Linked DNA regions of Homo sapiens: region 2 is linked to region 1. A link is a loop called in an ENCODE intact Hi-C map of the cell type or tissue named here. Cell type or tissue: PC-9. All regions are shown on one strand. Each heading gives the region's core, and the rest is flanking DNA. Links, peaks and the distances in the headings are about the cores only. Region 1 has its middle 97 kb from the start of NKILA. Region 2 holds the start of LOC105372692 (a long non-coding RNA gene).

Evidence for each region. Hi-C counts contacts between places; a loop is a spot of excess contacts. Peaks named below come from ENCODE experiments on the same cell type or tissue, not always from the same donor. Only the 100,000 strongest peaks of a DNase experiment are listed, where the experiment ranks them.
Region 2: a loop joins it to region 1, with 5 times the contacts of the local background. A loop is called at or near these places in 6 of 110 quality-filtered maps.

What each region holds. Positions count from the first base shown.
Region 1 is chr20:57,799,832-57,815,454 of GRCh38, forward strand. No RefSeq gene overlaps it. Among named protein-coding and RNA genes, the nearest start is that of NKILA, 97 kb to the left of the region's middle. In PC-9, for the core only: a CTCF peak has its summit at 9,877 (motif pointing right); DNase peaks (open chromatin) are centred at 10,010, 11,190 and 11,810; H3K27ac peaks cover 1,095 bases.
Region 2 is chr20:57,711,152-57,726,774 of GRCh38, forward strand. LOC105372692 (a long non-coding RNA gene) reads left to right here and starts at 7,523. Exons shown (of 6, transcript XR_007067675.1): 1 at 7,523-9,506; 2 at 10,184-10,307; 3 at 11,461-11,551; 4 at 12,495-12,574; 5 at 13,452-13,580; 6 at 13,913-15,623. NKILA (NF-kappaB interacting lncRNA) reads left to right here. Exons shown (of 1, transcript NR_131157.1): 1 at 1-1,629. It also overlaps a transcript of PMEPA1 not described here. RefSeq lists enhancers at 918-1,529, 3,909-4,437, 13,647-14,147, 14,148-14,648. In PC-9, for the core only: no CTCF peak of the experiment used is centred there; DNase peaks (open chromatin) are centred at 3,430, 6,850 and 7,450; H3K4me3 peaks cover 1,993 bases; H3K27ac peaks cover 2,300 bases.

The DNA of each region.
Region 1 (15,623 bases), core at 4,978-12,977:
GGACAGGTCTTAAGAGGTGTGTGCCTTGGCTTGGGAGCAGCTCGGGTCTGGGCAGCCTCGGGTCTTTGCTGGGCAGGTTGAGTGAGATACAGCATCACCCTAGGAACAGGCATAGCCTGGATTTTGGGGACTGAGGGAGTGAGGTTTCAATCCCTACCCTACTAGCTATGTTGCTTTGGGGAGTGACAACCCCTCTGAGTCTCAGCTTCTCTGCCCTCATCGTGGGGCTCATGATGGTAAGGCTTACCGCAGAGGCCGCATGTGCTGTTCCCATGAAATAATGTAGAGGAGAGGGCCTGCCACTGTGTGCCAGTCATTTTCCTATTAATTATCTGCTTTTTTTTTTTCTTCACAACAACCATGCCAGGATGATTCTGTGGCTGCTTGTAGTAATAGGACTCTTTTGGTCATAAGCAACAAAAACCCATCTCAAACTAGCTTAGGCAAGAATGGGTATTTCCTCAGGTACAGTGGCTCATGTAACCAGTTAAGCCTCATGATCAAGGGCCTTGAGCGCTGGGACTCAGTCCCTCTCACTGTTCTTGTTTCTGGACACTGTTTTTCTCTGTGTTGGCCTCAGCCTCAGTCCACCTCTCCCGTCTTGGTGCCTAGATGGCCTCTAGACGCTTCAGGATTTTCTCTCACTTGCATTATTGGTTTAGGTGAAGAGAATGTCTCTGTCCTTCCGGCTCCAACAGAAATCCCAGAGAAGTCTGACTGGCCTGTTTTGAGTGATAGGCACATCCTGAACCAACCTCTGTGGCTGGAGGGATCCAGTTTTTGATTGGCCGTAATCAGAGTCAGACACCACCCTTAGAGTTGGAAGTGGGGTCAGCTCTATTCCTCAAAAGAAAACTGGGGTGCTGTTCCCAGAGGAGATGGGACAGATGCTAGGTAGACAAAAATAACATGTCCCTTGCACTTTGGGTCTGTGGATCGACGGGGGGATGCTTGCTGGGTGAGGGAGCCCCCACATGCCTGGCCAGCGAGAAGCAGAGGAGCAGAATCGTCAGTGGGGCCTGGGAGGAGGACCACCGACTCACACTGAACTCCCAGCCTAAGCCGCGATTTATATTTAGCACGAGGAAAACTGTCAGGCTCTTAAATATGTATGGGATTGGAAGAGCCAGGAGGGAGAGAAAGTGCAGATTCTGCATGTGCCAGCGAGGAATTAATTAGAAATAAACCATATAGGAGAAGCTGTCTAAATTCTGTTCTGCTTTTGATCTGGCTGCCAACCGATGACTTCGGGAATTCTCCACCAAGCCGTGACCACCTGGGCCTCGCGGGCAGCCCCTCCAGAACACCATACACCCGCTCCGTGTCCCTGATAGGTGGAGAAGACTGGGGCCTGCCTTCCTCTGCCTGACCCTGTTGTCACAGCTCAGCCTGGGGGTGACTCACTCCCATGGGGGTTGCAAATCTAGATGCCATCATTGTGCCTGTCCCTTGGGAGGTGGGACTGTTTACAAAGCAGGGGGCGGGCAGGACCTGGGTGTTGGTGGAGACCATCTGCAGCCCTTTTTTTTTTTTGAGATGAGTTTCACTCTTGTCGCCCAGGCTGGAGTGCAGTGTCACGATCTTGTCTCACTGCAACCTCTGCCTCCCAGGTTCAAGAAATTCTCCTGCCTCAGCCTCCTTAGTAGCTGGGATTACAGGCATGTGCCACCACACCTGGCTAATTTTTTGTATTTATAGTAGAGATGGGGTTTCGCCATGTTGGGCAGGCTGATCTCGAACTCCTGACCTCAGGTGATCTACCCACCTCAGCCTCTCAAAGTGCTGGGATTACAGGTGTGAGCCGCCATGCCTGGCCCATCTGCACCCCTTTCTGGAGCCACCCAGGTGGCCTAGAGTGCAGACCCTCTCCCAGGGACCTCTGCACCCTCAGCTCTCACTCCACTTGCTGGCATTGACCATGATCAATGTCCATTATCACCAGCCAGGTGTCAGACGGGGCACGGGCTGGGCCTCTGCTGAGTCCGGTGACACCTGGCCCTGGGCTGGGCGCACAGCAGGTGCTTTTCAGGTACCAGTTGGAGTCACAGCTCTGAACTGGAAGTGACCTGGAGCCAGAATGATTTTTTGTTTTTTTTTTTGAGACAGGATCTCACTCTGTCACCCAGGCTGGGCTCAGTTGATCCTCCCACCTTAGCTTCCACAGCTGAGTAGCTAGGACTCCAGTTACACACCACCACACCCAGCTAATTTTTGTATTTTTTGAAAAGATGGTGTTTTGTCATGTTGCCCAAGCTGGTCTTGAACTCCTGGGCTCAAGCGATCTGCCCACCTTGGCCTCCCAAAGTGCTGGGATTACAGGCATGAGCCACCGCGCCCCACCCAGAATGATCTTTTAAAAACAACTCGTCATGTCACACCCCTGCCTAAGATGCTTTGGGGACTTCTCCTGGGCCTCAGGATAAAGCCCCTGGTTCCCACTATGCTATGCAGGCCCTGCCACCTCTGCCCCCACCAAACCCCCCACCACCTCTTCCCTCCTGCCCCTTGTGGACCAGTGTCATTCCCACTGGAGTGTTTCTGACCCTCAGAAGGGCTGAGCTTACTCCCCGCCCAGACTGTACCCTGCAGTTTCCTCTTTTGGAACTCTCCAGCCCCAGATCCCCATGGGTTGGGTTCTATTTGTGAACTGGACCTCATGTCATTTGTCAGCCTTCAAAGTATCCCTGTGTTTTATGTTTTTAAAGCATTTATCATCATGTGACAGCATCCTCTGTAATCAGGTGATTACCTAACTGTAGTTTGTTTCTTCTACAAGATTTAAGTAATGAGAGGAGAGAGACAGAGAAAGAGAGAGAGAGAGAGATCAGCACTGGCTGGTTGTCTTGGTCCCCAGAGCAGTACCTGGCACAGAACAGTGCTTAATGTATGTAGTTTGAATAAAATAAGTTTTTTTGATTGCATTTTTAGAATAAATTAATGAACATATAAAGAGCATTCAGAAGTCTTCATATTGTCTTTTAAATATTTCTATTTTTTATTGCGGTAACTGTAAATTCAAATGCCATTGTAAAAAATAATGCAGAGAGATCCTTCGTACATTTACCCGTTTCCCCCAGTGGTAACATTCTGTACAGCCATGGTACAGTAACACAGCCAAGCTGCTGACAGTGACAAAATCCATCACCATCCCTCTGACATCCCCAGTGGTCCTTGCTCTCATCTGTGTATGTGGATTAATGTTCTTTTATTGCCTGTGTAGGTTTGTGTCTCCACTGCCACAGTTAAGATGCTGGACAGTTCCAACACCACAAGGAGCTCTGAGCTGTCCTATAACCACAGCCACCTCCCTCCCATATACTATTTTGAAAAGCCATACAGTTTTTGTTGCAATTAATTCCATGCAGAACTCCGTTAGGAAGTGCCAGGTGGATGCCGGTGCTGGCTGGTTCTGCAGCGGCCGCACACCTCGCTCTGCGCACCCATCAGACACCACCCTGGGGGCTCCGGCCCAGACCTGGGATCAGGAACAGCCAGGATCTCAAAATCCACTATGGAGGTGGCTAGGAAGCGCCAAGGGGCTCAGTGTCAAGCCCTAGAGGCCCTGGTCCAGTGCTTGCCTTCCTGGGTGTCAGCTAGGGGTCCTGGGACCTGAGCTAGAGGCAGGACATGAGCTGGCGGGGCCCAGCCCAGCACTGAGAGCCTAGGGGATAAGCTGTGGGGGTGTCTCAGGCTTTGTGCCTGAGCTAAGGGGTCCTGAGCCCAGCCCTGATGGCCCAGGGTGTGAGCAAAGGACCCTGCCCAGCACTGGTAGTCACATTAGGTCCCCCCACGGTCGGATCATGCTTGTCTCACTCCCTTTTCGAGCCCAAGTCTCCTGCCCCCTGGGCAGTTCTGTGAGTAGCCAGGTTTCCTGTCAATAAACTCCTCGTTGGCTGAGATCAGAGTCAGTATCTGTCCTACAGCTCAGAGTCCCCAACCCCGGCAGGCAGCGCCTCATCTCCACCTCTGCAGAGTGACCTCTCTGCAAGCGTCCAGCCAGTGCCAGTGTGGTGCTCCATTCAGAGCTCAGAAGGCCCTCCCAGGGCGCAGTGGGGCCCAGGGGTGCTTTTAGGCACGAGCTCACCACCAGGCCTCTTTCTGCTGAGCCACTGGGGCCTTCTCTGCCACAGAGACTCACTCGAAGACTTTTGCTCATGATCTTGAATTCCATTTAAGGACATCGAGGCACAGGAAAGCAGCCCACATGCTGCAGGGCCAGGATTAAACCCCACACAGTCCACTCCTGCAGCTCAGTTCCCCCCGACCCCCACCGACTTCTGGGGTCCTCTGGGACAGAAGCTGGGCAGGTTTCTTCTCAGAACAGTCTCCGCCAGCAGCTTCATTTATGCCCTCAGCTGGGACCAGCCCATCTTTTCCCAGTTCAGGCCCCCTAATCCCTATGACCCAACTCCCTCCACGTTCGCCACCAGTCACCATTTAATTTACACCCAATCATAGGGGCCCATCTTTGCTCTGGTTTCGAGAAAACTACTCAAGATTCTGACTTCATCCCATTTTACTTTTTTCCCTTGTGAAGACTGGAATTCAGGGATATTTATCTTGCTGGGCCTGCGAAAGCTTAAATAAAGTAAGCTTTATCTGTTGGAAGCTGTCAGCTGATAAAAAAGAAAAGAATTAAGCATATTCCTATTTGATGAACTATGCAGAGAGGGTCAGCTTTCTGTCGTTTGGCTTCATTGTTCTCTGCAGAAACAGCCACATGCCCACTTTGAGAACTGCCTCGGGACTCCAGTCTCTGACCCCTAAAGCCTGTCTGGACATTCAGACGTCTTGCTAACAGATGGACCGCTGGTGCGGCAGCAGCATGTGGGCGGGGGGAACGTTTGCCACTTCAGGGACGGCCATGGAGGGTGTTTCTCAGGACAAGAGCACATCCATGTCCCTCCTTTCCTGCAAGCCTTCAGGGATTCCCATGCGGGGAGCCTCATTCCCTCCTGGGAAGCACCTTTCCTCCTTCCAGGGGAGCCCCCTGTGGCTAGATCATCTGCGCTTCCATTCCAAGGGCAGAGTCTGACAGGGTGGACCTTGGAGACTGATGTCTAGAGGGGACTGAAACCCTGCTGGGAAGTGCAGGTTCCCCAAGATGTGCCCCACCCAAAGTCCCTCTCCACAGGGGCAGAAAGTCAACTTTTAAAACCTGTGTGGGTTACACCACTCCTGCCCACTTCCACAGCCACCACCCAGGGCCAGGCCACCGCCTCTCCCGCCTCTCTTCCCTGGTCTTCCCGCTCTGTCCTCACCCAACTGTGCTCCAAGTAACAGGTTACAGCAGATCACTCCTCTGTTCCAAATCCTGCCATGTTCCCATTTCACACGCCCCTAAACCTGCCCCCTCCCCACTTTTCCTCCTCCTACCCCACCCCCTGTCATTGTATCCAGCACTGCAGGGTTCCTGGCAGTGCCTCGAACATGCCAGGCACACTGTGGCCTCAGGGACTTTGCACTGGCTATTCCCTCTGCCTGGAATGCTCTTCCCCCATATACTGGCACAGCTCACACCATCCCTCCTTCGTCTTCCATCAAATGTCACCTTCTCAATGAATTCTTCCCTGGCCATGCTATCTTGCAGTGCTACTTGTTCCCATCCACACCCCATCCTCAGTATCTTGTCCATCTTGCTTTTTCTTTCCATAGTGCTCATGGCCTTTACAAATAGTAGTTTCTTTATTTATTATGCTTTTGTTCATTGTCTGTCTCCTTTTGTACAAGGGCAAAACTCTGGCTACTTTTTTCTCTGTTACATCCACAAAGCCTGGACTAGTCGGAGTTTGATAAAATATTTGTTAATGAATGAACAGATACAGTGGCTCGTTGTGGAATGCAGGGGATTCTGGATAGAGTTGGGTTCGTACACAGGGATGGCTGGATGCATGTTCATAGAATAAGCAAGTTTATTTTGTGAGGATTTTACTTACGGATAACCTTCATGTTGGCAAATGACCAAGGTCTTTTCCAATAAGAACTGACAAACTCAACACCGATTCCTAAAGCTTTGCAGAAAATCTCAAACATTCCTTTTTGCTGTTAGAAACAGAACACCTGACTCATACCGGCTTAAGCAAAAAGGAAATTTATTAGATCATGTGATCCCAAACCATCAGGGAGTAGTTCTGGCTTCAGGCAGGGGTGGATCCAACATTGGCTTTCTCACTCTGTTACTTGGTCCTGTTCTTCTCCACGTTGTCTTCATTCCGAGGATCCACTGGTGGCAATGTGGCTGCCAACAGCCCCAAACCTCTATCTTCCAAGTCAGAAGGAACAACTCTCTACCTGTTGGCTCCAGTACAAGTCCTAGGATTCACTTGGCTTGAACCAGGAGGACATGGTCAGGCAGGGTCACCTGTCCCACCTAGGAATGAGGGAAGGGCAGTCCCCAAGGGATATCCAGGGTCCCTTTGCCAGGGCAAGGTGTGGTGGATGCTGGGTGGCAACAGCAACATACGTCAACCTCTGGAAAATTGTTTGGAAAAGTCCCTCCAGGGAGCTGGCCAAAACCTGCTGGTGGAACGTGTCCCAGTGGCTTTGTGGAGCAGCATCAGTATCAGGTCATCATTTCATGTCCAGATGCCACTGCAAACACTGCTCCATGCTACAGGTTGCCTGGGAGCCCAGAGCCATCTTTCTAAAACTTGTTCCTCTCTGGCCTCAAATACCTAAAGCTTGGGCTCTGCCTTGGCTCCCAAGAGCCAACTCCAGTCAGCCTCCCAGCTGCATCCCCCAATATGATGATGCGTGGCCCAGCCCTGGGCGCCTGCCCTGAGCCCACCAGCCCCACCGTCACTGCCTTCACTGCCCCTTTGCCACAGGAGTCCTGGAATGACCTGTCAGTCCTCCTCTCCATTTCTCCAACTTGATTGATTCTTCCGGATCCTCTGCCCAGCCTCCAGGGGAGTCAGCCCCAGCAGCCAAGCCACCGCAAGGCCTCCTGGTGCTATCAGTCTGTCGCTACCCCTCCTTCACTGGCAAGGACTCACAGAGTATCCCTGGTGTGTGTGGACATCTTTCTCTCCTTCCCTCCCCTCTGCTGTGGTCCCTCCCCTCGTCTGTGTGCCTGTCATCTAGTGACATGATGATAATGGCAAGGACAATAGCAGCAGCTATAGCAGATACTGGCAGGGGCCCATCCTGTCCCCACTGCACCCAACCTGCAGGGTGCCAATGGCTTCCTTCATCTCCCACCTCAGGGTTTCTCCTGGCACAGGAGGAATATTCTGGACCCACATGTAGAAGCGGAGAGCACAACTGTTGGGGTGTTAAAGCCTCCCCACTCCTCTCCCCGGGAGGAGCCCTCAGCCAATGGCAGCCCGGAGTTGGGTGAAGATCCCTTGGCCCTTGCTGGGTCCATGCTGAGGCATGTCCCATGCACTTTCTAAGCAGGTCCCTGACCATAGGCTGACCCCTCATGAGCACAGCTTGTGTTGATTTGCCCTCCCTAGAGCCTCACTTTCCCACTCCCACACTGCCTGGATCACCTCCTGAAAACCGCCTGCACCAAAATCCTTGTCTCAGGCTCTGCATGTGGGGAACCCCAAACTAAGAAAACAACAAACCAAATGCTTGCCCGGTGCTAAGTGCCATGTTGGTGTTCTCTTTAAGCATTTATGCATTATATGAACCCATGCAGAAGTTATTATCTCATTTATAATTGAGCAGGACAGAGGCTTGGGGAGGGTAAGTGATTCAGCAGCCAGGGTCACACTGCTGACAGGAGCTGGCTCAGGACTCAGTGCAGTCCGCCTATCCCTGATGTCTGGGCTCCTGACCACTCTGCGATGCTGAGTGATGAATGCATGCACAGAAGACTGGCATGTGGGCCAACTCCAAGACGAAAGGAGAAATGGACCCAGATGGGGGAATGAGTGTGGCCACGGTCGCAGGCACATCAGAACACAGCTAGGAGAAGAGGATTCTCTGCTCAGCAGCCAGCCCACTCCTTCTGGAACAGTCATTCCAGACCTGTGCCATTGAGAGTAACTGAGAGCTCCTTTCATCCACACTGTTGTGCATTGTGTAAGCATGTGTGTATGTGTGTGAACATGTGTGAGTGTGCATGTGTGGGTGGGTGCCTGCCCTACTAGGGAGACACGGTGTATACACAACGCCCCATACCACCATGGGGTTTATGCTGTGAGGAGACAGACAAGGGTGCAGGCAGCAACATGGGGTAAGTGACGCCTGCCTGAAGGGTCAGGAAAGGTCCAGAAGTAGCTGAGCCAACTCCCACAAGGCAAGCTGTCAGAGTGAGGTGTTGCAGGGACCAGCCAGGCAGGCCTGGGCTGGCTGGGGCTGAGAGGAGGTGAGGGTTTGCTTTTCTCAGCTGTGCTCTGGTTGCTTTGCGGCTCTAGCTGCATCCTTTCCCTCTCTCAGCCTCAATGTCCCCACTAGTAAAGTTCCAGGAGGACCAGCGGTGCCTTCTGACATTTGAGTGGCCCTGGCAGTGGGGTCAGTTTCTGGAATAGGAACAGCCATTGGCCATCTTCCCACTGGCCCTAGCGCAGCTACACTGAGTGTCTGGAGTGGGCCTTGTAAACATGGGGTCAACCCTAGGATGGGCCTCAGGCTGGAACCAGGGATGCGGACAGGTGGACCGGCGTCTGTCCTGGTCCCCCCAGACCCACTGCTATGGGCTCACACCTGGCAACAACCTTTCCAGGACCGCCTTCATGCTTTGTTATGTCGCTCACCAGCCTTTTCAGACTCCTCCTCTAACAAGGCAATGACAAAATATCTGTTCTCAGGAATGGAGGCCCATTATGGGAGACATTAGCTTGTTTGAATTTGGAAATGAGGTTGCAGGGGTGACATGCGAATGCAGTCTCTGTCTGCAGTGGGGCCTGGCTGGGCTCCTGTCTCATGCTGGGACATGGAATGCAAAGTTGACATTTGCTCTGTGGATGTTTCAGTCCCCTTGGCTGATGTCTGGAGAGCACAGGGCTGTGAGTTTCCTGGAGCACCCAGCTTGCCTGAGGCCAGGAAAAGAGACTTTTCTGGGGTCTGAGGAAGTGACAAAAAGGACTGTTCCGTGTCCTAAGCACCTCATTTCTAATCCTTGGAATTACTCCAATCGGGGAGAAAATGTCCTCTTGCAAAATGCTGCTGGCTGCCCCCACCCCCAACCTGAGTGACTGCCACCAGGGTGGGGTTGACTGCTGGGTGAATTCAGTATAAGTCAGGGACCAATGCTTGCAGGCTGAGAAACCTGATGGTGCCAGCTTGCTTAGCTTGGCCCATGTCACGCCTTAACCAAGCTCATACATCCAACCAGAAGGCCGCTGGATTTGTTTAATCTATCCTGGGGATGAGTGACCAGTCCATTTCTATTCATAGGCAGAAGGTGGCTTTTGGAGTGCAGAATCACAGGGCGAGTTTGTCAGCTGATGTGAATGCTCCAAGCACTGGCTCAAGAAAATACTAACAGCACTCCCATGCAATATATACCAGCCATTAAGTCTGAAAGGTTTACATGTTTTATCTTGTTTAATCATTTCAACCACAGGACCTTTGCATGTGACAAGGTCAAGCCCTCCTACCACAGTCCCTTATGTTTGTAGCACTTATCACAACCGTACTTTTGCCCTGGACTGTGAGGGTGAAGTCTCATTAACGCTGTTCGCTGCTGTATCTCCCAGGCCTGGCACAGGGCCCTGCGCATAGTAGATGCTTGATAAAGATGTATTGAATGAGTGGATAAAGACCCTGATGAGGGAGGCTCTATTATGATCTGATCTTTTTACAGATGAGGGAACCAAGACTCAGAGAGCTGGAGTCACAGGCTCCAGTGGCGCAACTGCTAAGTGGCAGAACCCAGATCTGTCCCCGGTGGGAGGAGCCTCTGCACATCTCTGCATGGGTGTCTGTGCTTTGATTTCAGGATGGAGCACCAGAGGGCAATCTCACGGCCCGCATTTGTCTCACTACGTCCCTTACCCACTGACAGTTGTAGCTGCCAGCAGCCCCGTCTCACCGATGACGAGATGGGAGCACTGGGAGGTTGCACAATCCACCCTGGGGCACAAGGTGAAGAGGGAACTGCACTCAGCCTTCTCTGGCTCCAAAGATGACAGGTTCCCTACTTGGCGCTGTCTCCCTGCCCGCCCCTCCCGTCCCCACTGTGCCTTTCATGGAGCATCTACCATGTGTGGGAAGTGCATGCCAGCCCTCACTGAACTGTCACCACCATGGCATGAGCTTTGCATCGTATCCCAGAAGGGCCTGCCCTGGCTTAGCTCTTGTAGAACAGCTCTTGTCACACGCAGGACAGTCTCCGGGCCCCTCAGCTGTCAGGCTGTATGGAATCCAGAGCCTTCTCTCAGGTTCCGAGGAATTTCTTCCCATCCTCTGTCCCATCTTCTAATGAAAAGCTTCTTTAAGTTGCACAGAGGCACTTTGTCCTGAGACAGGCTTATTGAGACATCATATTCTTTTCTTTGTCAAGCCTGATGGGCTTATTTCACACACAAAATGAAATCTCAAAGTTGTCATTGTAGAAAGTCTGAAGAGTGGGTGGGGAACGGAATGACTTTCTCAAAGATGTCAGGAAGGTGCTTAGCCTGAGGTAGAAGGTGGTGTCTTGTAGTGGGGAGGTGTGGGCCAACCAGCCACAGCCAGACAGCTGTCACAAACTGCGCCACCTTAAGCAAGTGGCTTAACATTTCTGTGCCTCAGTTTCCTTACCTGCGAAATGGAATAATAACAGTATCTGCCTCGTAGGATTGTTATGACATAGACTAAATAAGTGAAGGCACATACAGTGCGTAAATGCAAAAGCAGCTGTGCGTGTCAGGCACTGTCCTGCGCTCCCTACCATCACTGCCGGCAGCAGCAGCAGCTGAGCCGTAATGGGCACGAGCAGCATGGCCATCGCATGATGCATCGGTTGGGAGCATTCGGCTGCTGGTAATAAACACCAGGAGTAGCTGTGGATTAATCTCGGCATGGATTCTCCTGGACCGCAGGTAGGCTGTCCATAGCTGTGGTGGCAGCTCCGTGCTGTCGGCAAGGTCCTAGGTGTTTCTGCTTGTTGGCTCATCCATCTGAGCATGGGGCTTCCATCCTCCAGACTGCATCGTGCTCTAATATGACTGCTGGAATTCCATCCGACACCTCTGCATTCCACGCAGGAGGAGGGAGGGCTGGGGCTGCACCAGCTGCCTCTGACTCACCGGTCCTGTGTACGCCGGGAGTGTCCCACCTCAAGCCCTGGCAGAACGCTGACCCTTGGCCCCTGCAGGGTGAGCTGGTAGGAGGGACAGGAGAAGCCGTCAATGATGACAGGGAGTTGGTGGATTAAGTGCCTCAGCTTCCTTGCCTCTGGGGTGGGATAACTCTGAGAGGCTCGTTCTACACATTTCTCCTAAGATGGCCACAGGATTGGCCTCCAGTTGCTCCGGTTGCCATAGCCTACTCATTGCTATGCTCTTCGCTGGTTTCTCCCTTTGCTCACCTCCCTCTACCTTGGAAAAATTCCATTTGCACTTGAATTCTTGACTTACAGTCAGCTTCTGGAAGAACCCAGTGAAAGACAGGGGGCAAGGCAAAAAGAGGCACCCGCAGCTGTCTGTCCACCGCTTAAGGAGCCCCTCCCCCCAGCAGTTCCAAACAGCGTGTTCCTCTCACTGTGCCCTAGCTGCAGGGCGGCTGGGAAACGCAGTCAGCTGGGGATTCTCTCACTCAGGAACAAGGAGCCCGCTAAGGGAAGGCAGCCAGCATTCTCTGCCACTGCTAAAGAAGGAATAATTACGAAAAGTTTCTATGTTCATGTCAGGCCAGATCTGACAAGGAAGTGCTAACTCCCTCGGCCCCTTGAAGCTTCCTGAGAAACCTGTTCCTTCATTTCAGTCAACAGACATTTAGTGAGCCCCTACTGAGTACTTGGCCCTGGGGTGCCATCAAGAATGAGCCATGGCTCTTGATCTCATGGTGCTTATGAGGAACAGGAAGGAGGGGAGGCAGCCGAGGCTGGAGGCAGAGGAAGGGGCTAATGATGGGAGATGAAGCAGGGCTCCACAGTCCCCAGACCTCCCAGGCCATGTGGACCACAGAGGAGTTTGAGCCTCATTGTAGGAGCAAAGAGAGAGTGTGCTGGAGATTTATTTTATTTTATTTTATTTTATTTTATTTTATTTTATTTTATTTTATTTTATTTTATTTTATTTATTGTTTTTGAGGTGGAGTTTCATTCTTGTTGCCCAGGCTGGAGTGCAGTGGCCTGATCTCGGCTCACTTCAACCTCTGCCTCCCAGGTTCAAGCGATTCTCCTGCCTCAGCCTCCTGAGTAGCTGGGATTATAGGCGTCTGTCACCATGCCCAGCTATTTCTTTGTATTTCTAGTAGAGACGGAGTTTCATCACGTTGGCCAGGCTGGTCTCGAACTCCTGATCTCAGGTGATCCACCTGCCTCGGCCTCCCAAAGTGCTGGGATTACAGGCATGAGCCACTGTGCCTGGCCTATTTTTTTAACTTTTATTTTAGGTTCAGTGGTACCTATTTTAGGTACATGTTTGTTATAAGGTAAACTCATGTCACGGGGGTTTGCTGTGCAGATTATTTTGTCACCCAGGTACTAAGCCCAGTACCCAATAGTTATTTTTTCTGCTCCTCTCCCTCCTCCTACCCTCCACCCTCAAGTGGGTCCCAGTATGTGTTGTTCCCCTCTATGTGTCCATGTGTTCCATCATTTAGCTCCCACCTATGAGTGAGAACAAGCGGTATTTGGTTTTCTGTTCCTGCACTGGTTTGCTGAGGATAATGGCCTCCAGCTCCTCCCATGTTCCCACAAAAGACATGATCTCATTCTTTTTTATGGCTTTATAGTATTCCATGGTGTATTTGTACCACATTTTCTTTATCCAGTCTGTCACTGATAGGCATTTAGGTTGATTCCATGTCTGCTATTGTGAACAGTGCTACGATGAACATTTGCGTGTATGTGTCTTTATGGCAGAATGACTTGTATTCCTCTGGGTGTAATGGGATCGCTGGGCCTAATGGTAGTTCTATTTTTAGCTCTTTGAGGAATCGTTACACTGCTTTCCACAAGGGTTGAACTGATTTACACTCCCATCAGCAGTGTATAAGTGTTCCCTTTTCTCCACAACCTCACCAGCATCTGTTATTTTTTGATTTTTTAATATTATGTGCTGGAGATTTGAAGCAGGGGCTACATTGCTGCTGCATGGAGGGTAAATTCATGTCATGGGGTTTGTTGTACAGATTATTTTGTCACCCAGGTACCCAATAGTACCCAATAGTTATTCTGTTATTCTTCCACCCAAGCTTTGCCATAAATTTGATGTCTGTTCTTCAATTTTAGCAGGGGAGTCTGTGGGGCAGAGGGCCATGAGTGGCCAGGGGAAGTCAGGGAGGAGAGCTGCAGGGGGCCCACTTTCGAGAAAAGCTGGGGAAGCAGGCCCCAGGGAACTGGGGCTCCTGCATGTGGTTTCCCTGCTGTCTGCCCTGGGCCAGCCTCTGCGCCCCTCTGAGGGTTGTGGGAGGATGTGTCTAATCCCATTGGTTCCATTTCTCTGGAGAAGCCAGATTCACACAGGCCCAGAAACTCCAGTCACTTCCCCTCATTTTACATGAGTAAACTGAGGCAGCGGCTCAGTCCCACTCCTGAACATAACCCAGTGCCTGGCTTATGGAAAGTTTGTCGGGGTACTCAACACAGACTCACTGGGTGAATGAATAAGTGAAAATTTCAGTATCTGTGGGGGAAGCAGCTCAGTGCACAAGCTCTGGCCACCAAGTGATGGATGAACAGTCAGCTTGAACATTTCCTGAAGATGCTGTGTCTGTAATTCTCAACCAGGGCTGAATTTTTTTTTCTCTAGTGTGCATTTGGCAATGTCTAGAGAACTTCTGGTTCTCACAACTTGGGGGTGGTGCTACTGACATCTGGCAGGTGGGGACCAGAGATGCTGCTAGTCATGCTCCAGTGCACAAGGCACCCCTCAACATAGAATTCTCCAGCCCCAGATGGTGGTGGGTTGAGGAGCCCTGTGCTACATGTAACTCCTGTACAGCACTAACCATCTGAACAAGATCATCTCATTACACAGCCGTTTACAGGAGGCCTCTGTTGTGTCCTCTCTACTCCCATCAAACACTCCCCCTTCCGTAAGCCCCAGTGGGGCACCAACCCGCACCCACCTCAATCATGAGCTGTCAGTGAGGTCAAGCCTCTTTCCCCGCTCACATGACCAGGCCCAGCCAATGAAAGCACCATCCTCTGGCCACAGAGAGTGGTTCTGAAGGCAAGCAACCCAACCAGGACAGCGCCACCCAACTGGAAAGGCAGAGTTCTCCTCCTGGTTCTGAAAACTGCCAGAGGTCACGCAGGTGACAGTCATCACAGGAAAACAGGACCAAGGGTGGGGCAGGCCCAGTCCCCAGGGCATGCTTTGTGCTCCAGGCTGTGTTTACCCGGCTTCCTCGCTGTAGCCACAAAGCGCCTTGGTGCACATGAAGAGAAGCAGTAGTGGTTGAACACGCACAGTGTCCCAGGCACCCGCCTGCTCCCGCACCTCCTCAGCACATGCCCTCCTCCCGTGCCCTCCTGGGAAAGACAACTGTTTCCACTTAAATCAGTTCCAGGGGTTCACTCATAACCTATGGATAACCTGACACCACCTGCTTAGGTAAGCAGGGAATTTAACGCCTCAAGTACCTCAAAAGCCCATAAAGACTCCAGACCAGGCTTGGTCCCACAGCCAGTCAATGTCCCCAAATTCCCATCTCTTCGCTCTGTCTTCTGCATTGTTGGTTTCACTCTGAGGCTCCAAGATGGCTCCCAGGAAAGAGAATGGGTCTCTGTCCCAGAATTCTCAGCCCGAGTCCCGACCTTCGCTTTGATTGGACTGCACTGGGTCACATGGCCACCTGGGATCCAATTGCTTCTGCCAAAGAGATGGACTTTAGTGATTGGCTTACCTGAGGCCACATGCTCCTAACAAGAGCGGGAGGTAAAGTTGACTTCTTGAGAAGTCAACCTGCATCCCCCACTGGGAAAGGCGAGAGATGGAATGATGCAGGAAACTGTAGGGAAAAGGCAGCAGCCAAAAAGGAGGCAGCTGGGAGGGTGAAGTGACTTGCTTTGAGCGCTGTTTCTTATCATTGCATATCTGACTGCCCAGACACATTAAAGATTTCTTCTTAACAGCCAGAATCCCTTGCTGCACCCAAAGTGGTGACAAGAGAATCAGCTGGGGGTCTCGTGAGTGTCATAGGAAGGACTGGGGGCATTGTGGTCAAGATGATAACAGTATGTGCTGCCACTCCCTGTGTTAGACTCATGAAGGACTTTCATATTGTTGAGCTCAGTAACTTCTCAAACAGCCCCCTATGTTTGAGTAGGTTGGGGAGTGAGGGAAAGGGGTGATTGTTATTATCCCAGGTTTGGAGACGAGGAAATTGAGGCTCCAGGGGTCTATGCCTCGTGTTCAGGGCTCTATACTAGGAAGGGGTAGAACTGGGACTTGAACCCAGGCTGATGTGACTCAAAACTCCCTCGAAGGAATTGGCCCATGTGATTGTGGAGGCTGGCAAGTCCAAAACCTGCAGGGTGAGCTAGCAGGCTGGAGACCCAGCACAGCTGATGCTCC
Region 2 (15,623 bases), core at 3,115-11,114, 91 kb before region 1:
AAGTGTCCACATATTCCTGTAATGCCTGGAGTTTCAGTAATTAGCAGGGACTTAGTGTGTTCAGAGAAAAAAAAAGCTTTTAAAAATTATTGTTACTGTGTTTGTAACAGTTTGGATAGAGAAGGAAAAGCTGGAATTTGGGAAGTGAAGGTGGCCTCGGGGTAGAACTTACCTAGACCAGAGCGAATTCATCCTGAAGAACTCAGAGAAAGCCGGTGCAGGAAGTGGGTTCCCGCTCTCCCTGCACAGGCACAGTGATGCTGCCAGAGCTCTCCCAGAAAGACCAGGAGGCTTGTTCTGGAGAAGTCAAGCCCAGGGATGTGGCTCAGGCTGGTCCAAGCTCTTTGGAGGAGTCCAAGCGTGCCCAGCCCAGAGGGAGGTTCAGAGGCACTGACCGTCTTCTGTTTGGGAGGAGAAGCTCACTCTTGGAGCCACAGCCAGCACTAGGTCAGGACCCAGGCCCCGGCCCAGGAGTGGGGCAATACCCAGCGTCTACCCCAGATGGCACCCTGCTGTGAACTGGGCGCCCTCAGCCCCTGCCTTGAGGAAGGGGCAATACCACCAGCGTGTCTTTTATCAGGGAAGATATTGCTGCAGTTTGGCCGCTGCAACTTAAGAGAAAAGCTAAGGGGTCCCCCAGCATCCCTTGGGGTGCCACTGCAAATACTGGCTGGGCCTGGAGATGACCTGGGTCCCATTCACTTCCTAGGGTGAAGGAGGTCATCATTACCACCCCTGCTTTCAGCCATTTCTTCATTCATTCAATCAACAAACTGGCTGAGCTGCAACCCTGAGCCGGGGAATTCAGCCACTCCAGACACAGCCCCTGCCCTCCGGGAAGTCTCGGGAGACCTGGCTAGTCTGGCTGGGAGAAGTCACACGTTGATTGTCTTGGAAGTGAGATGGCATTTACACAATGGAGGCTGCACTGCCAGCAGGCAAAAATAACCAGTTAATTCAGTGGCTTAAAGAAACCAAACCTACCCACAACGCTTGACCTCCCATTGATCCATCTGCGACACCGGCAGTGGCTACCATTTATTGAGTGCTGATGGTGTCACCTGGGATTGACTTAGTGGTCTCTGGCGCTAGTTCCGAAGTTGATTCTGTCTGGAGAGCTTAATGCAGTGTTCAGACCTCAGGGTCCGAACCTGAGGGTCACCCAAAGATGAGTGGGACATAGCTGTGTGACCTCGGCTGAGTGCTTTCACCTCTCCAACCTCAGTTTCCTCTTCTGCAAAATGGGGTGGCTTCATGGCACCTTCACGTGGTGTGATTGCGAGGAATGAAGGGATCGATGCCTTGCAAGTAGAGGAGAAGGGGCCGGATACATCTTAGTTGTTATGTTATTTAATCATCTTGGCAACCCCGGGAGGGAGGAACCACTATCATTTTATTTTCCATTTTGCAGTTGAGGACAATGATGATTCCAGCACAGACAGGGCCCCTGACGGGGCAGTAGGAAAGGAGAATTGCTTTGGAAGGAGCATAGGCTGGACTGCCAGCACTCATAGGAGGCTTCGTGTGTGCCCAGGACTGCGAGAATTAAATACAGGACACCCAGTTCAGTTTGAATTTCAGATAAACTATGAATAATGATTAGTGTAAGTATATCTCAATTTAACTGGATAGCTTGTATTTTTCTTTGCGAAATCTGATAACCCTAGATGTGCCAGGGACTGTGATGCTGGCATTTTGGGCATGAAGGGCAGAGCCCACTGTCAGGCACAGGCAGAGAAGGTCACAACTCCCTGATTCTACCCAGGAGAAATGGGCAGAGCCAAGGTGTTAATGGGCTGAGGAGGGAGGGCTCACTGCTGGGAGTGGGAGTGGGGAGGGGGCACCGCGATTGGGCAGGCCTGAGTCCCTGGGAAGAATGCCACAAGTCAGAGGCAAAAAAAAAAAGGTTTTGTTCACTCATTGAACAAACATTCTGCTCCTATTCAGTGTGAAGCTCTGTGCTGGGTATGGGGCACAGGGCTGGGAAGAAAACCAACTCCCTGACCTCGTGTGACATTGTGGGGGACAAAGGGACTAAAGACACACACACACATGCAAACTCATAGCTCAATGAGGTCAGGAGGTCATTTCAGACATGGTGATAACAGGCCAAAGGCCAGAGTTGGGGTGAGATCAAGGAAGCCCTCCCTGAGGAGGTGGCATCTCATTCCACCTGCAGTTACCAACCACCCACAGGTGCAGCCCCAGCCATACTGAGGCTCACAGGTGAGGCTGACATCACATGTGTAAAAAGATGAGTCCAGGTGATAATTTCAGAGAGGGACGAGACCTGGGAAGAATATAAAAGGAGAGGGTTTGGAGGCGACTTGAGCCCAAAGGGTTGGGCCTCCTCTCTGGGGAGATGTGGGCTGGGCATGTAGGGGACAGTAGAGAGGGGATGCCAGGCCAGTGGGGGCATCAGGAACTGGGAGACTCTCATGGTCCCAGCAGGTTTGGAGTTTGGGACACATTTCTCAGCCTGGCTGTGGCCATGGGGTTGTGAAATGGGTGTGTGAAGCAAATGGATTGTGAAATGGGTGACTGCAGAGACAGGCCTTTCTGGGACTCCAGACAGCGTGTGCCACCATCCGCCCTGCCCATGGGTTGAATCCGCGGCCGGGGGGATTTTCCAGAGGAAACGTCCTGTTTCAGCAGGTTAAGGGGCTTTGCTCCCAGCAGCGCCGCGCATCTGTGCTCTGCTGGACTTGTGTGCAGAGCCAGCTTCGTGGGAGTGTGACCCCCCTGCACTCTCCAGGGCCCCATGCTCTGAAGGGTCGGGGGTTTATTGTATTATTTTATTTATTTATTTTTTAGTTTAATTTTTTCTACTGTTGACATCGTGAAATTCCTAATAGTTAACAGTTTCTGAACACGGGGGCCTGCAAATCTGTAACCAGTCCTGCTCAGATGCCAGGCCCACACTGGCAGCCAGTTGGGACCCCATGGAAGTCAGTGTGGGTTTTGGCCACAGCTGAGGGTGGCTGGCAGTGTTCTGACTGTGCCCGCTGGCCGAGGGTGGCTGGCCACTGTGGAAAGTGCCTGACTGAGCCAACAAAAGTCCTGCTTGGGGAGCCGGTTGAGGGGACAAGGCAGAGGCCCTCCTCAGGGCCAGCCGTGCCCCTGTCTGCCTGCCACCCCCGGCCTGCCTGGACGGAGCTGCCTCTGCAGAATTAGTCTTGGGAAACCTTAGGCAGATTAATGACCTCCCCTCCCAACTTAGCACCTTTGGAAACACCGTCCAGCAGGGTCATTTTCTTCCTCAGGTTGGGGTTAATTGGGGCTGTCAACTTTCACAGGTTAGCAACTTTGGATTTCATTTTTTTTGTCTTGTTTTACTTTTAAACACTAGTAAGAGCCAATGTTTATTGGGCACTGCCCATGTGCCATGCCAGGCCCTGTTCTAACCACTTCACATTCTTCCACTTAGTCATTCCACAAATATGCATTGGGATCCTACGGAGAGCCAGAAATGAGCTCACTGGATCCCCACGACAACCCTCTGAGGTCCAAGCTGATATTATTCCCATTTGACAGATGGGGACACTGAGGCTCAGGGACCCAAGGATGAGGTGGAGCTGGGATGTGAATCAGGTACTTGGGCCCTAAAGCCCATGGGCTGGCCTCAGCAAATGATGCCTTCTGCACCCTGTCTCCCTCCTCACTGCCTTTGACTGGGTCCTCCCTGGCCGTCCCACTGGACTCGGTTGGCACTGTGCCCCTGGCCGTCCCACTGGACTCGGTTGGCACCGTCCCCCTGGCCGTCCCACTGGACTTGGTTGGCGCCGTCCCCCTGGCCGTCCCACTGGACTCGGTTGGCGCCGTCCCCCTCAGCTCCACGGAGGCCCCCGGGGATCCACCATTTGCCTCACCGCTGGTGGTGTCTGTTCATAAAACCTCATCTCCGACCATGAGGGGCAGCTGACTCTGCAGCGGAGTGAGGCTGGAGCGGCTGGGTTGGTGAGAGGCCACTCCAGCACCTGCTCTGGGTCTGGCGTGGGCAGCCTTGGCAGGCTGCTTCAGCTCACTGAACCTGCGTCCCCTCTGCCACTAAACAGGGAGGAGCGGGATTTCACAGTGAGGGAGAGGCAGTGTGGGGAGGCCTCAGCACAGGGCCCAGCGGCCCCTGGACTCGGTGTCTGTGAGTTCACCATCCCCTCCACTGCTCCAGGGGGCAGGCCAGTCTGGCATGCCTTGCTTGGGGTCTGGCCTGCAGTGGGTGCTTGGCAAACCTCTGTGGACTAAATGCAGGAGGGACACCTACCCACAAACACATCCAAATCCCATTTTTGGCTGCCTTCATGACTGGCTAACAAGTCTTCCCGCTCACTCACCCTCTCCACCTCCAAGTATCCTCTTGCAGCTGAGTATCCAGAAGCCAGTCACCTGGGCTAGCACCTACCAAGAAGAGCAAGGAGCGTTTGCATGGTATCAACCAGAACCAGAAGTCTCAGCCAGAAAGACGTGTTGTGCATGTGTGGTCTCCACTGTGAGCTTGTGGGTGTGCGTTGCATGTATATGCAGGACGTACATGTGCATATTCACGCTGTGGGGTATTTGTGTGTGTGTGGTGTGTGTCGTCTGTGTTGAGGGTTTGAGGGTGCACGTTGTATTGTACATATGTTTGGGGTACGCATGTGAGTATTTGTGCTATGAGGGTATGTGTGTGTTGTGCGTGCATCTGCATGTGTTCTCGCATTTTCTTGGTTGTGTTGTGTGTGTTTAGGCGCTGATACAGGAGCTTCGCTGCTGTACAAATATACAGGAGCTTTGCTGCTGGACAAATGTCAGATGGTTGAGTTCTCCAACAGCAATCCAAAGATGCTCGGCTAAATTGGCCACAGATGACACCCCCACCTCCATCCCGGGGTGCCATCCCATTCTCTTCTGTCCAATTTTTCAATTCCAGCAGGGAACTGAATTCTTCCCGAGAAGAGAGGGCTTTGGAAGCCAGGCAGGGAGACAAGGGTGGGCAGAAGGAGAGGACAGAAGGGAACATTAGAGCCAATTTTGTCTTCTGACAGATGGGTAAACTGAGGCCCAGAGAGGGCCATGACTTGGAGAAGATTCAAGGTGCCAGTGAAAGGCAGAGCTGAGCTAGGATCCATTCAGTGCCTGACAGCAGCCCAGGCCCTGCAGGGTCTTTGGTTACCTTAAATAGCTTAATACACAGACTTTTCTACCACAGGTTGAGCTTGAGAGGGGAATGGAAGATTCCAGATGTTTAACTCATGTCTGAAACACTTTCAGAAAGAACTATGAGTCACTCAAGCTGATTTCACGGACCAGAAATACCCAACCAAAAGTGTTCTGCGTCTCTCTTGTCATGAATGACACATTGTACTGTTATTAGGAGTAATTAATAATATAAAACTGTGCTTCTCAATGACACCAGAGCGATTTAGGGGAGGCTGGCCCTTGGTGTTCTGCTGCTGGGTTTGAGGGGAAGCAGGTAGAGTGGTCTGGGTGTGACAGCAAAGGCCATGCTGATCACAGAGGACTCGGACATGACCGTGTCTGCCAGGCTCTGTGCAGTGCTAATGCCAGGCACCACACCTGGCACAGAGACAATTCCACACCTCGTGCCAGGTGCTGCAACAAGCCGTGGGGCTGCACAGTGACTAGCGCAGGCCAGCTCTGCCTCCACGGTATCCCCTCTGATGGGCTTACCCACTCATCTGCCCATTTCCCCCAAACCTGAATTCTGCATGCTGAAAACCGTGGGGTCAGGCAAGTACATGTTACCACTTCTGTGTGACCTTGCTGAAGAAAGTGAATGAACTACTCCGGACCTTAGTTTCTTCATCTTAAAAGTGGAGATCTGACAGGTATCCATCCACTCATAGGGCCAGTGGAAGATTACATGGGTAACTCATGCAGGGCACTCAGCACAGGGCCTGGCTTGGAGCAAGCTCTTGAAAAAGCTAATTACAGTAGTCCCCCGCCACCCACCCCATGCATGGCTTCCCTTTCCAAGGTTTCAGTTACCCATGGTCAGCCGAGGTCCAAAAATAGTGGGTACAGTACAGTAAGATATTTTGAGAGTGAGAGAGAGAGAGGGGGAGGGACCACATCCACACAATTTTTATTACACTATATTGTTATAATTGTTCTATTTTATTGTTAACTGTTGTTGTCAATCTGTTACTAGGCCTAATTTATAAATTAAACCTTATTGTAGTATCCATGTGTATGAAAAAATAGAGTATATAGGGTTCGGTGCTGTGTGAGGTTTCAGGCATCCACTGGGAGTCTCAGAACGTACCCCCATGGATAGGAGGGAAGACTGATTAACACTGCGCATTGTGCATCCCAGGGGCTCCCCGTCCCGGACAAAATACAAACAGACCCTACTAAATCCCTCTTCTTCCCTTTGGATAACTTATCTCAAATTATAAATTATAATTTTGTGTGTGTGAATTTGTGAGTGGCTTCATTCAGTGTCTCTCCCCAGCTAGACTGTGTCCTGTGTCTCCCCAGTGTCTGGTCTAGGGACAAATGCTGAGACGTCTGCAAGGCCATCTAGAACGCCAGGAAGGCACTGTGGGAACCCAGAGGAACAGGGCACGACGGTGCCCAACAGTCCCAGGAAAACACTCTGTGCCCTTCACCTACATCTCCATGCCAGGGTTGGAGACAGGGTCCTGTCCCATCTGCACATGGAGCCCTCCGGACGGGTGAATCTGTCGTCAGTTTGGGGCTTGGGAATCGGTGTCCAAGAGCTGGCTTCAAAGGCAATGAAACTGGCATTGCATCTTTGAAGGCAGCACAGGCTACATCTGTCTTATTCTCCGTGTCCACAGCCCCTAGCAGTGACTGGCATGTGGTCACGCCCAATAAATATTTGCTGAATGAATGAACGCAAAACAATTTGCAATGTGGACTAGTCCCTTAAAGTATGTGTATCTGCAACCGGTAAGTCTACCACATATCTTAAGGAAATAATCAGAGAAGTGAACAGTTTTAAGGAGAAGAACGTTGATCCTATCTTCATTCGTAAAAGCAAAAGTGCAATGAAATTAAAAACAAATAGAAGATGCGTAAATAAAAGGCAGTGATCATAAAACTGTTCAAAACCTTGTTTTCAAAAATTATCTGATGATATAAAGTCCCATATAAACTAAATTTAAAAATAGGCTGCAGAACCGATCTCAACTTTTTACAAAAATATTATTAGAAAAAGGATTAAAATGATATTTGCCAAAATATTAACAGTGGTCAGCTTTGTGCAATGGATTAAATGCAATATATTTCTCATATTGTTTGCTCTATTTTCTACCATGAGCATTCATTTAGAAAAATTTTTAAAAATTTTTACTTAATAGTGCCTCTGAAGCACCTCTCAAGTCCTACCTCCTGCGGCTCCTTTAACAGCGGCCAAGACACCGAAGAGGCGGGGGTGCCAGACAGGCTGACGTCATGGGCAGCCCGAAATGACACAGCTAACCGGCCAATCCCAAGTTTGGATTCCGGGAGAAGCACGATCTATTGGATACAAGTGCTGGTGGCCTCGGCCAATGGTGGGAGAGGGGCCGGAGCCCGGCGGCTGCGTGGGTTTTAAATCCACGTGGTGGCTGCGGGGCGGGGCGCGGGGCCTCGGTGTTTAAAGGCTTTGGGTCCGCCGGGGCTGCAGCGGCGGCGGCTCCGAAGCGCTTGTTCTTTTTTGTGAAAGGCGATTCCTCCACCACCTCTTAGGATCTTGGGCAAGTCACTCAGCCTCGCTGAGCCTGTTTGCATCAGTAGGGTTTTGTGAGGCTCCAGCCCTTCAACAGAACATTTGCTGAGCATCTACTGTGTGCCCAGCAGGGCCTTCTTAGATCAGGTATAAGGCAGGAGGGAAGCGTCGGGAGTCCCAGGCCTGCTGCCTCTGTAACCATGGGCAGGTGGTTCAACATTACCTCCCCTTCTTCCCCACTGCTCTGCCCCATCCTGGCTTTTATTGTATCTCCTCTAAAAGGGTGTGAGCTCCACGGGGAGGTACCCATGTGCTTTGAGGAAGGTCTGCCCCAGTTTATATTCAATAGGTACTTTTTGAATAATTATTGCAAAGACTAGTTCTCAGCACAGAGCTTAACACATAGGAGGTGTTTGATAAATGGCAATTGTTCATGCAATAAAGAACAATAGCAGGCCAGGTGCGCGGTGGCTCACACCTGTAATCTTAGCACTTTGGGAGTCTGAGGCAGGATTATTGCTTGAGCCCAGGAGTTTGAGACCCCTGGGCAATGGTAGTGGGACCTCATCTCTTAAAAAAAAAAAAGAAAAAAAGAAAAAAAGAAAAGAAAAAGAAAGACAGAAATATATTAGCCAGGTGTCTTGGTGCATGCCAGTAGTCCCAGTTAATTGGGAGGCTGAGGCAGGAGGATGGCTTGAGCCCAGGAGTTTGACGCTGCAGTGAGCTATGATTGTGCCACTGCACTCCAGCCCGGGCAACAGAACAAGACCCTGTCTCCAACAGCAACAACAGCAAAGAAGAACAGATAGCACTGATGGAATGCCTATTACGTGTAAAGTGGTGTTCTGGGCATTTCACGTGTATTACATGCAATTTAACATTAACAAAATTACAAGTCTTATATAACAATATTCACAAAAAAAAACCAGATTAGTCACCATTATTATTCCTATTTTGCTGATGTGGAAACCAAGGCAGAGAGAGGCGAGGTAACTTTTCTAAGGTCGCGTGGCTAGGAGGTGGTGGGGCTTGATTCAAATCCAGGTCTGTCTACTCCTGGGGCCCTTGTTCTTAACCCCTGCGCTATCCCAATACTTGTCTAGTACTCAGCCTTTTTTTTCCAAGAACGTTCTAAGTTAGGCCTGTGCTAGTGGGAAGTGGGAGAGGAGGGGATAGGAATCAGGTGGGTGAGGCAGAGCCAGGTGAGCTGGGGTCCTGCCCCCTATGGCATGGCCCAGCCCTATGGGGTGGCATTGGGCAGGAAGAGGGGCAGTGAGACAGACAGCCACTGGGGCCACGTGTCCTGTAAACAGGCTACCTGCTTGCCAGGCCCTGTGCTGGGCTGGTGGGGGGCAGTGCGGGGCAGTGCTGGGCATGACACACCCTCCCTGCCCTCATGGGGCTGTCAGTCTAAACCAGCTACCACTAATGGTGACCTGAGTGCAGCCTGCAGGAGGGGTTTTGGTTTTGCCTGCATGGTATTTAAACACTTTTTAAACATGAATTGCCTCGGTCCCCACCCCTCCCTAGTGTCACAGATGTCAGCTTTACTCATGTGTCCCACCAGCTCCTGAATGCCCTGAGCAGCTTTGTTCCCTGGTCTCCCCATGCCAGCAGCCCGCGGGGGGGGGGTGGGGGGGGGGCTCTGTGGCTGGCACACAGTGACTGCCCTGGCTTTCTTTGCTTTGCCTCCTGTCTGTGTTTGAAATCCCGAAATCACCGCCTTGAGCTCTGAAGCCCAGCGGCTCCGAGGCTGCAAGCCTCTCCGCTGGCCCCAGATGTGCAGCATGCAGCTTGAATCTCTGAGGACTCTGGTGGTGGATGCCAACTCCAAGTAAGTCAGACTTGGTTTCAAGTCCCAGCATCACTGCTAACCAGATGAGTGACGCAGGGCAAGCTAATAAAATCTGCAGAGTCTCAGTTTTTCTCCTCTGCGAAATGGGGATAATAGCTCCTTCTTCATCCGGTTATGGTGAAGGGTAAGTGCGTTGATGCAGGCTGAACGCTTGGCACAGAGTAACACTCTTTCTTTGGAGGCAGCTCATTTAGAACCATTGTCACTGGCAGGAAGTCCTTCCATACATCAGGCTGAGGTCTGCCTGCTTTATAACTTCCATAATTTGTTTTCCTAGCAGCATAAACATGCTTCTCTCTCCATAGAACGGCCCTTCAGTAACTAAGGGCCATGCTAAACATCACGGTGTTCTATTCAAGCTCTCCTACATCATTTGTGGAGCCCATTGCAAACTAAAAATGCCAGGCTCCATGTTCAAAAATTAGCAAGAACTTCAGGTTGGTGACAGCAGAACTCAGAGCCCCTTCTGAGGGCAGAGCCCCATGTGGCTACACGTTACATCCCTTGAAGCTGGCTCTGTTCTCACTGGGGGTCCATGGTATGGCAGCATCCTCCAGTACCACAAGATGGGGTCTTTCCGGAGCTGAGCAGGGCAAGGACAGGTTCTGGCTGGACCCAGGGAAGCCCACCTGCAGGTGTGGCCTCTATCTCTGCAGCTCACAGTGGGAATCTGGCCCACAGGACCCAGCCTGCCACCCTCCAGGGAGCCGTGGAGATTTCAGGATTTCTCCTCTGCGAAATGGGGATAACAGCTCCCTCTTCATCCGGTTATGGTCAGGGGTAAGTGCGTTGATGTAGGTTGAATGCTTGGGCAGAGTAGTGCTTTTTTGTTGTTGACGGCGCATATATTGAGAGCAAAGCACACAAATCCAAAGTCGATTGTTTGATGACTTTTCACGTTGAATATACCTGGATCACCACCTCCCGGATCAAGATTGAGAGCATTCCCGTCACTCCAGAAAGTTTCCGGTTACCGCCCACCTTGTTTCCAGTTACTGCCCACCTCATTTCTAGTTACTGCCCCCCTCATTTCTAGTTACTGCCCGCCTGCGTCCCTGCAGAAGAGATAACCACGATTCTGACTTCTTTGACGGTAGATTTCTTTAGTTCATGCTTGACTTTCTATTGTTTTATTTTTATTTTTGTATTTTTAGAGACAGGGTCTCACTTTGTCACCCAGGCTGGAGTGCAATGGTGTGATCATGGCTTACTTCAGCCTCCATCTCCCCTGGGCTCAAGTGATCCTCCCACCCCAGCCTCTCAAGTAGCTGGGACTACAGGTGCGTGCCACCACGCCCAACTAATTTTTTAATTTTTTGTAGAGACGAGGTCTTGCTATGTTGCCCAGGCTGGTCTTGAACTCCTGGGTTCAAGCTCCCACCATGTCCTTCCAAAGTGCCGGGATTATAGGCATGAATCAAGGCACCTAGGCTTGATGTTCTGTAAACAGAATCCTGCGGTATGTATTCTTTTGGGTCTGACTTCTTCACTCACGGTTAGGCGTGCTAGGTTCACCCTAAGCACAAAGGCATGCTGCTTTGTTCTTTTTCATGGCTCTGCAGCTTTCCTTTGTGTGCAGACACCGTGATTTGTCCCTTCTCTTGTCATGGGCATGGGTTGTTCCCAGCTGTTGGCTCTTGCAGGTGGGGCCGCTGTGGACACTCTTACCATTGTCTCTTGGCTTGCTCCTTGCACACTTATTCTCCTTTCTCTGGGGTCCTTTGTCAGGAGTGGGAACGCTGGCAGAGGGTGGGCTTGTATTTAGCTATAATAGATATTCCTGATCAGTCTTCCAAGGTGGTCGTACCGACGCCCATTCATTGCCACCCGCAGTGGACGGAGACTTCCTGGTGTTCCACATCCTCCCCAGCACTCGGTTTGCCGCTCTTATTAATGTAGCCATTCTGATCAGTGTCACCCTTGGATTTTGCAGCTGACCTAAGGGGGCTGAGGGTGAAGGCCACAGGCTGAGAAGCTCTTGCCAGTGGTCAGTGAGGAGCAGCAAATTCGGGTCTTGGCACTTGGTAGGTGCCCCTTACCCTTGGAGACACTTGCAAATCTGACCAGCATGGGTTCTGTGACTTCATCTAAGTGACTGACGAGCACCCAGAAGAGGACAGACCCCACTGCAGAGAAAGCCGGGGCTTCCTCTTAGACAAGCCCCTCCCAGTCATCGCGTTTTCACTCATGTCCTCTCCCAACAAAAGCGTGGAACAGGAAAGTATCTGCTCTTCACAGCGTCACATGCTCTATTTAAAAACAACTTTTGGGAGGAGAGGAGGGAGCAGAACAGATGTTTGGCCATGTTAAATTTACACAGTGATTGTAGGTTGCAGCCTCCTGCCTGAAAGATTAAAATATGAAAAAAATGCATCTCAGAAACACAACAATAACAACCCCAGCCCCTGTGGTGCACTCACTACAGGGAGGCGCTGTGCTGGGGGCTTTGGAGCTGGAGCGGCTCCATGTCAACTCCTCAGCAACCCTTGGAGGTTGGTGTTATCACACCATTTTACAGATAAGCTATGACCTCCAAGCCTCAGTTTCCTTATCTGTAAAATGAGAGGGAGGCAGAGGGAGATTCAACATGTGCAGAGAGATTAAACACACACAGAGGAGAAGGCCATGGGAAGACAGAAGCAGAGACGGGGTAGAGGCAGAGAGCAGGCAGAGGGAGGCAGAGACAGAGACCAGGATGGAGAGGGAGAGGTAGAGACCGGGGTAGGGGGAGGCAGAGACTGGAAGCAGAGACCAGGCAGGGGGAGAAGGCAGAGACTAGAGGCAGAGACCCAGAGGAGGCAGAGACTGGAGTGATACAGCTGTGAGCCAAGGGACATGGGCACACAGGCAGCCATCAGGAGCTGCAGAGGCAGGTGGGACCCCAGTGGGGCCTCTGGAGGGAGCCTGGCCCTGCTGACACTTTAATTTTGGTCCTGCAATAACTGATTTTGAACTTTCGTCCCCTAGAACTGTGGGAGGATCAATGCTGCTTGAAGCCATCGGTTTCTGGGAATTTGTCACAGCAGCCCAGGAAACACATGCAGAAGGTTTGGAGATTGGTCTTTCCGATGACTAGGGTGCTTTGTGCCCATTTCAACACTCTCTGCCCTCAGTGGCACATTCAGACCACGTTGACTTGGGCAATGGTGAGGGAAATGCAAAGGTGAGCCAAAAATACCTGGTCTCTGTCTTTGGGGGGACTTAAAACAACAGCAGCTCATTCTGTCGCAGTCCAAGAGGCCAGAAGTCCAGAATCACGATGCCAGTGGGGCTGGCCCCTCTAGGGGCTCCAGGGAGAATCTCCAGCATTTCTCTCCTGGCCTGGTGGCTGCTGGCTCCTCTGGCGATGTGTGGCATGTGGACGCGTCACAGAGATCGGCAGGCAGATCTCTGCCTCTGTCTGTGCATGGTCTTCCTCTCCCTGTGTGACTCTCTGTGTCTTCACTTGGGCTTCTCACAGGGACACCAGTCACTGGATTTAGGGTGCACTCAAATCCAGTATGACCCATCCGAACTCATGACATTTGAAAAGACCCTTTTTCCAAATATGGTCACATCTGAGGTCCCAGGTGGATATGAAATTTGGGTGACACTGTGCAACCCAGTACCATCCCTTTTTTTTGAGACGGAGTCTTGCTCTGTCACCCAGGCTGGAGTGCAGTGGCGCGATCTCGGCTCACTGCAACCTCTGCCTCCCAGGTTCACGCCATTCTCCTGCCTCAGCCTCCCAAGTAGCTGGGACTACAGGCGCCCGCCACTGCGCCTGGCTAATTTTTTGTATTTTTAGTAGAGACGGGGTTTCACCTTGTTAGCCAAGATTGTCTCGATCTCCTGACCTCGTGATCCGCCCTCCTTGGCCTCCCAAAGTGCTGGGATTACAGGCGTGAGCCAGCGCGCCTGGCCCAGCACCATCCCTTTTTGCAGGAGTCACCCTCTTTGGTTTCTGAAATGCGGACACACGTTACAATGGAAACGAGCACTTGGGGCTCCCTGTCTCGGAAAAGTTGTTGAATCAATGCACGTTGATTGCTTCAGCAATCTAGGAAATACTATGTAAGTTTTCTTTAAACAATGCCAGTATGGCCACAGCGCCCCCCAGAATTCTACTATTCATTCACTCACTCATTTACCTCATTTACTCATTCATTCATTCATTCATTCATTCATTCATTCAGTGTTCCGTCCCTGATGATTTGGTTATGACCAAAGCAGACACAATCGCTGACCTCAGGGAGCATGTGTTCTGGTGCAAGAACTGACGCTGAGGTCCCCCTGACTCTTTGCTTATCCTTCTGACAGCAAAAGTTGTCAGGAAAACAGACAGAAACAAAAAATGCCCACTCTGGACTGAATTGTAAATCTTACCCCTTTCTCCTCACCCAAAGCCCAACAAAGCAATTTGAAATTCCAAACCTGTGACCACTGGACAAGATCACCTTTCTCCCACTGAGAAGAAGATCAGCGTTGGCTCGGGCCAAGTCTGGGAGACAGACAAGGCCTCCTTTCAACATCGTGCCTCCAGGGGAACCAGGCCAAGTATCGGCCCTCCAGAGACAGCTGCAGCCCTTGGAGGCCTCCCCACTGAGTCCACACCCCTGGCCCAGGGCACTCAGGCTAGCTGACCGGCCCTGCTCCCTGGCCAGCCTCATTTCCTCCTGTTCTCTTGCTTGGTGCCCCTAGCAGCCGTCTTGCACCTGGCCACTGCTTCCCACGCCAGGGCCTTTGCCTTTGCTGTTCCCCTGCCTGGCATGGTCTCGTCATTCAGGGCTCAGCCTGAATGTCACCTCCTCCTGGAAGCCTTACCCTCATCTCGTTATGTCCTACCCCATCACCCTATTTCTTTCCCTTGGGTCACCAGTAAGAACCTGGGTTGAGCTTGTGCAGCCGTCTCATTGTCTTAGCCTCACGAAACTGTAAACCCTTTGACAAAAGGGATCTGTCTGGTTTGTTTGACGTGTAACCCCAGCTTCCAGCCTAGCACAGAGAAAGCTCCATGGAGACACTGACTGTCAGATGACTGCAGACCTCCCCACAAGGAGGAGGGAAGCTGGCCTCCAAGGAGGCGCATCCCACAGTGCAGTGGTCTCTGGCCAGGGTGGGTCATTACGCCATTGGTTTATAGCGCCATTTGCTTCGGCCCCTTTTGGTGGCATCCCAGGGTTTAAAGTGACCAGGCAGCTAGTGTGGGGAGACGGGACACAGCTGTCTGAGGTCAGGGGGTCTGTATGTGCCTCTCCGGCAGGGAACAGCCTCGGCCGTCAGAAGCCAGGTTTCAGCATTTAGGATGCAGCCAACAGCCAAATTGCTTTCTTGGTTTTATATATAAGGGCTTTTTTTGGTACCATAAGGGCGGGTGGACAGGGCTGCCTTTGCTTCCTGGAGGGTCTGGTTCCTTTCGGGGAAGGTCTCAGTTGGCCACTGGAGTAACAGCACTGCGTCGGCCCATGTGGCCAGCCAGCATCCCTGTGCTCATGGCTAAGGACAGGCTGTTACTCTGTTCTGCGGGTCTTGAAGTCATTTGGTCAAGTGGACTTCAGAAGGAGAGAGAGAGAAGGACAGACAGCATCCATGGAGACTGCCACAGAGAATGGAAAGAGAATGGGATCTGCAGTCTGATGGGCTGGCATATCTCAGCAGCAGCAACAACAACACAATAATATGGAATTCAGTCCAGGCACGGTGGTTCCCGCCTGTAATCCTAGCACTTTCGGAGACTGAGGTGGGAGTTTGAGCCCAGGAGTTTGAAACCAGCCTGGGCAACATGGTGAAACTCCATCTCTACACGAAATACAACAATTAGCTAGGCATGTTGGCATGTGCCTGTAGTCCCAGCTACTGGGGAGGCTGAGACAGGAGGATTGCTTGAGCCCAGGAGGTGGAGGCTGCAGTGAGCTGTGTTTGTACTACCACACTCCAGCCTGGGCGACAAAGTGAGACCCTGTCTCAAAATAATACTAAATACTGAGTTCATCTTGCATTCCTCCTACACGCTGAGCACTACTCAGGCATTCACCTAAATTACTTCACACAGTTCTCATGAGAACCTTATGAGGTAGGTCTCAGTACTGTCCCTTTTTACAGACACGGAAGTGGATG